Regions from separate parts of the Homo sapiens genome. Here region 1 is linked to region 2. A link is a contact called in ENCODE Hi-C or POLR2A ChIA-PET data. All regions are on one chromosome and are shown on one strand. Each heading gives the region's core, a stretch centred on a gene start or an enhancer-like site at or near the end of the contact. The rest is flanking DNA. Distances are from core to core; before and after follow the strand shown.

The links. Hi-C counts contacts between places; a loop is a spot of excess contacts on that map. ChIA-PET counts read pairs that join two places held with the same protein, here RNA polymerase II (POLR2A). Pooled maps may share reads with other maps.
Region 1: a map of psoas muscle shows a loop between it and region 2 (2.1-fold over the local background). The contact joins two enhancer-like sites. A Hi-C loop is called at or near these places in 1 of 168 maps with a recorded cell type or tissue (psoas muscle), 1 of 37 single-sample maps with no recorded cell type and 2 of 50 pooled maps. POLR2A ChIA-PET finds 5 or more read pairs at or near these places in 2 of 52 experiments (H1 and activated T-cell).

Annotation. Positions count from the first base shown.
Region 1 is chr16:49,574,048-49,576,747 of GRCh38, reverse strand. All of the region lies in intron 5 of ZNF423 (zinc finger protein 423), which reads left to right. Among named protein-coding and RNA genes, the nearest start is that of LINC02179, 110 kb to the right of the region's middle. Within about 2 kb of position 1,272, at least 9 of the 41 ENCODE cell types and tissues checked have a DNase peak (open chromatin) inside an H3K27ac peak, as active enhancers do.
Region 2 is chr16:49,541,218-49,543,917 of GRCh38, reverse strand. All of the region lies in intron 5 of ZNF423 (zinc finger protein 423), which reads left to right. Among named protein-coding and RNA genes, the nearest start is that of LINC02179, 76 kb to the right of the region's middle. Within about 2 kb of position 1,362, at least 3 of the 41 ENCODE cell types and tissues checked have a DNase peak (open chromatin) inside an H3K27ac peak, as active enhancers do.

The sequences.
Region 1 (2,700 bases), core at 23-2,522, 33 kb before region 2:
GAGAAGAAAACTAATTTGCCCAAGGTCACAGCAACTGGAAAGTCAAAGGTAGGACTTGAATTCAGGGCTCTGAACTCTACTGGGGCAGACTGTGTGGGCAGCAGAGAGTTGGGCTCTGGGGGTTTTCCAACAGGACCAGTTTTCTGATGGGTAGGGGCCAATTTGCTAAGGGTTGGCCTTGAGCTACGGACTGCAGTGGCCTGAGTCTACAAGTCTGTGAAAGAGTGCCTGCCTCCAGGTAGTGTCCACGAGTGGCATGGTGGCCTCCGTTTTTATTGGTAGTGAATGTAGTTGCATTGGGGCTAACACTCAATAGACTTGACTCTGTCAAGGTTCAGGGCACCTGGCAGTGCCCAGCCCAGCTACTGCTCTTGCCTGCACCCCTGCCTCTGCCCCTGCCCCCACCACGAGTTCACCTGGCACCATGAGCTCCCTTGGACAGCAGCTGGCCAGGCACCCCAGTCAGCTGCCTGAGCACAGGGACCACAGCCACGGTTGCTGTTCCCAGTGTTCCCAGTGTCTATCTTGGTATACAGTAAGTGGTCAATGCGGGCAGCAGGAAATATGATGAGGGCCAAAGGGATTTGTCTGGTTCTGGCAATTTCCTCCAGAGAGCAAAGGAAACTTCTGGTTCCATGTCTGGGTATGGAGTTTGAGAAACGGGATGAACAGGGTAAGATGAGAACACTGACCTTTGAAATAGCCCTGCCCCTCTGTCTCTCCCAGGAGTCAGGAGCACTATCTGGGGTGATCAGGAGAGAGCCAGGGGAGAAAAAGGACCCCACCCTAAGACAGAGTTTGGCCTTTGCTTCTCCCAGCCTGCACTCAGTCTCTGATCTAACCACCCTGGAGGGCAGCCCGTGCCTCCTTCAGGCTCCTCCAAGTGTGGGCCAGTGACCTACACCATCTGCAGTGTCTCAGAGTGTGCGAGAAGTACCAAAGGCCAGGCCTCACCTGGTCCTGCCAAACAAGAATCCGTGTTTTTAAAAGAGCTCCAGGTGATTTGCATGCTCAGTCAAGTTTGAGAAGGGCTGGCTTGGAAGTCGGGACACCCAGGGCAAATGCTGCCGGAGGTAGCACGGTGCCCTCCAGCCTGGCCTCTGTCGAAGCCCCACCCACTGCTAGCCATACAGCTTGGGGATGTGGCCTGTCCTGGTTTCATTTCCTCCTAGGCACAGTCGGGCCTATCTCCCTGTGCTGCTGAACGAGGACTGGGGCAGCCACTCCTAACACATGCTCTGCACTTAGCTCACAGCCCGGGTGTTGTGAATGCTGGCCGGATGTGATGTTAGAGGCCTGAAGAACCTAGAGAGTGAAGGGGCTGCGGCAAGTAGGAGGGGAAACTGCTGATCTGAGAAGCTAGTTTTGCGTTGGGCTTGTTTAGTGGAGCTTAAATTAGGAGCTAAATACCCGCCAGGACTCCCCGTGGAATTATTACATGAAATGGCAGGGAGACGGGGAGCCAGAGTTAATGCTGGTGATAGCAGTTTTTTTTAAATCTAAAAAAAATGTGTTGAAAGCAAGTGAAACCCCTGGTGATCGCAAATGAATTGCCTAAGTTCTCTTAGCATATCCACTTTCCTGAGTGATGCCTGGGTTCGCGTGAATGAGCCACTTTCTTCTCATTACGAAGGTGCAGTGTGGCTCCTGCAATGACTCCTGGTTCCGGCTGGCAGTCTGGTATGGGCCCGACCCCTCGATCCGCCTGTGGAAGCTGCATCCTTGGTGGTGGCAGGAGGGGCTCCATGGGCAGGGCCGGGCATCTGGGCCTTCTAGCAGTTTAAATGCCTCCGATTAGCAAGTCGGGTGGGAAGAGGTGCTAAAAAGAATCCTTCCCACCTCCTCCGCTGGCATGTTTTGAAGGGAGTTCAGTTATGAGACTATTAAAATGTTATTTTGATAATTAAGCCCACAGCTGTTCTGAGGGCAGCAGGGGCAGGCAGCACACAGGCAGCAGAAGGCCTGGTGCTCTCCCAGGCTCCAGGAGAGAGGGAAAGCAGGAGGGAGCAGGGCAGGGCGAGGTGGGATGCACGACCTGGAGTGCAGCTGGCTGTAGGCGGAGAGTGCCCCTGTCATTGGGTTCAAGGATGCCTTTGAATGACAGGAGGCAACAGTGGCTCCAGCAGGCTTCCAGTCTTAGGTATGGCAAGCTGTCCCCCACATGGGGATACCTACTAGGTTTCACCAAGACTCTCAGAGCAGGGGTCACTAGATCAGTGGTTCTCCAAGTAGAGTCCAAGGACCAGCAGCATCAGCATCAGCAGCAGCATCACCTGAGAGCTTGCTAGAAATGCAAATTCCCAGCCCCACATACAACTGCTGAATCAGAAACTCTGGGTGAGGACTGGCAATCAGTGTTTTGTCTTTTTAGAGACAGGATCTTGCTCTGTCACTGGAGTGCTGTGGTGCTATCATAGCTCACTGCAGCCTCAAACTCCTGGCTCAAGTGATCCTCGTGCCTCAGCTTCCTGATTAGCTGGGACCACAGGCATGTACCACCATGCATGGCTAATTTTTAAAATTTTGTGTAGACAGCGGGTCCCACTATGTGGCCCAGGCTGGTCTTGAACTCCTGACCTCAAGCAGTCCTCCCGCCTCAGCCTCCCAAAGAGCTGGGATTACAGGTGTGAACCATTGCACCCAGCCTGTAATCTTTGTTTTAAAAGACTCTCCAGCTGATTCTGATTCACTAAAGTTTGA
Region 2 (2,700 bases), core at 113-2,612:
GATCTCCCTCTGTTTTTACAGATCAGCAGACTGAGATTCAGAGAGGTCAGCGACTTGCCCAAGGTCAGCCAGCCCGTGAGTGGCGGTCGCTGTGACCGGGGTCATATGACTCCGGCTTGCGTCTGGAGCTGGCGCTCTGTGCCTGAGTTCCCACTGGTTTACAGCCCTGGGCAGTCCTTCCTCAGTTGGGCCAGCTGGACATAGGCTCAGCGGGCGACAGGGCTGAGCTGTCCTTGGCGGGGAAGCTGATGGGTTCCACGCTGCCCCCGCCCACCCGCCAGGCGCCCCATTCCTCCCGGGCTGCACTGAGCCTTCTGTGTGCCTCTCCAAAGGACAGGGCATATTTCTTCCCAACCCTCTTAAGACCCAGCCCGCACTGGAGGGCTTCATCATTATGCAAATTAGCTGGATTGGATCCGCTCCCGCAGAGGACTCCGGGGGCAGCAGAAGGACGGAGCTGCCTCTGGAGCGCTGAATTGAGCCTCAGATTAGGCCAGTCGATGGGTGGGGGCTGTGGTGGGGAGTGGGCACGGAGATGGGGCTGGCACCGATGATTTGCCACCCCTGGGGAGGCTGTGGGGATTGGGGGGCTGAGGACTGGTGCTGGAGAAGGCCCGCTGCTTGGGCTTACCCAGGCCAGGCTCCCAGCATTGTTGCCGAACATGGGATGAAGAAAGACATTCTTTTTGGATTTTCTTTGTGTGTTGAGCCCTTTTATGATTCATCAGTAAGTAAATATCAGCTGAGGGGGTGATTTGTTTCTAACAAGCTTATAAAATACTGGCGTCATTTGTGGGCTTATTGGAGTGCTGATTATAAACACTCCCCATGCCCACTCCTCTATGTCAAATTAGCATTCAAAATACAAATATTGGATCTTTGGATCACTTTCTGCTGTCTCTTTGGAAGCTGGTAGGCTGGGAAGGGGTAACAGACCCCAGCCTCAGATGAAGAACATTTCCACTCCACTAGGGGACTTGAGGGGTTGCAGACAGAACCTCTCGCTGCACCCTTGGAAGGGTGGGGGCCACGGGGTGCTCTGAGCTCAGCTGCTCCTCTTGCCTTTCTCGTTGCCAAGTTTCCGCTGACCTGGCTCCTCCCCACCCCCAGAGCCTGTCATCTTCAATCTCATGGAGGACGCAGATCTGGGCAGGCGGCATCTGGCCGGGTGAGCCTGTGGAGCTGCCTCCTCCCCAGGGTGGGCTGGGGCCCAGCCTGCACCCAGCCAGACAAAGTGGTTGTTGAGAGTGTCTGAACTGGCTATGGGAGCCATCACGTGGCAGCCTCCTCATGGGGGGTCCCAGGCCTCCCTGGCATCTGTCCCTGACTCGCCTCCCAGCTCCTCACACCTCCTGGCCTCTGGCCTTCTGGCCATGTGTCACAGCAGGCACATTCCAGCTCACATGGGACAGAACACTGTGTGAGGTACGAGAGTGGATGATGACTCACATCTTTTCAGGGCCATCCATAGGGACCAGCCCAGCAGGTGCATTCACTCCAAGCTCTACAAATGCATAGGATCACTCAATCCTATGCATCAAGCACAATTATATCCCCATTTTACTGATGAGGCCACCGGGACACTCAGTGGCAGAGCCCGGGCTTGAAAATTGGCCTGTCCATTCCACTTGACAGGTGATGGAATAGAGTCAAGGCCAGAGGGAGCAATTTGCCCCCATGAAGGCAGAGACCCAGCAGGGACCAGAAAGCAGATCTGCTGAGGCCTCAGCCCAGCAAGAGCTGTTGAGTGAAGAGTCACTGCCACTGGGAATCTCTGGTCTGAAGATCTGCAAGGCAGGGGCTGAGAGGGGCTGTGGAGCTCTCTGGTCCAACCATTTCCAGTTATAGATAGAGAGACCTAGGCCTAGTCATTACCAACATTGTCTCCATCACTAGTCAGTGGATTAAAATTTTTAAAAAGCTTTTATTGTAGTGTATTACTTCGCTCTCATGCTGCTGTAGAGAACTGCCTGACACTGGATACTTTATAAGGAAAGAGGTTTAATTGACTTGCAGTTCCGCAGGGCTGGGGAGGCCTCAGGAAACTTACAGTCATGATAGAAGGGGAAGCAAACATGTCCTTCTTCACATGGCAGCAGGAAAGAGAAGAATGAGAGCCAAGCATAGGGGGAAGCCCCTTATAAAACCATCAGATCTCGTGAGAAATCACTGTCATGAGAACAGCATGGGGGGAACTGCCCCCATGATTCAATTATCTCCACCTGGTCCCGCCCTTGACAGGTGGGTGTTATTAAAATTCAAGGTGAGATTTAGGTGGGGACACAGAGCCAAACCATATAAATTACAAAGGCTATACATGTTCATTGCAGGAAAACCAGAAAATCCAGCCAAGCAAAAATAAGAAAAACATATCCTGCCTTCCAGAGATGACCCTCTAACACCTTAATGTGTGTCCTTCCAGCAAGTTTCTCAGCGCACACAAGCACACACAAATATAGTCATTCCCTTCTTTCCCTCACTTTTCTTTCTTAACCAAAATAGCATTGTGTTTACTACCTGGTTTTGTGTATTTCCACTTAATTGTGGGTGAAGTGGGAGATTGTTAGTCTGAGTGATTGTTAGTCTGCCTTTTTAGAGAAGACGTTTGTCTCTGGTCCACAGGGCTGTGGACAGAGACTAAATGTTGTTTGTCTCTAGAAAGCCCCCTGCCATTGAGCAATCATTGGCTGAGTGCCACTG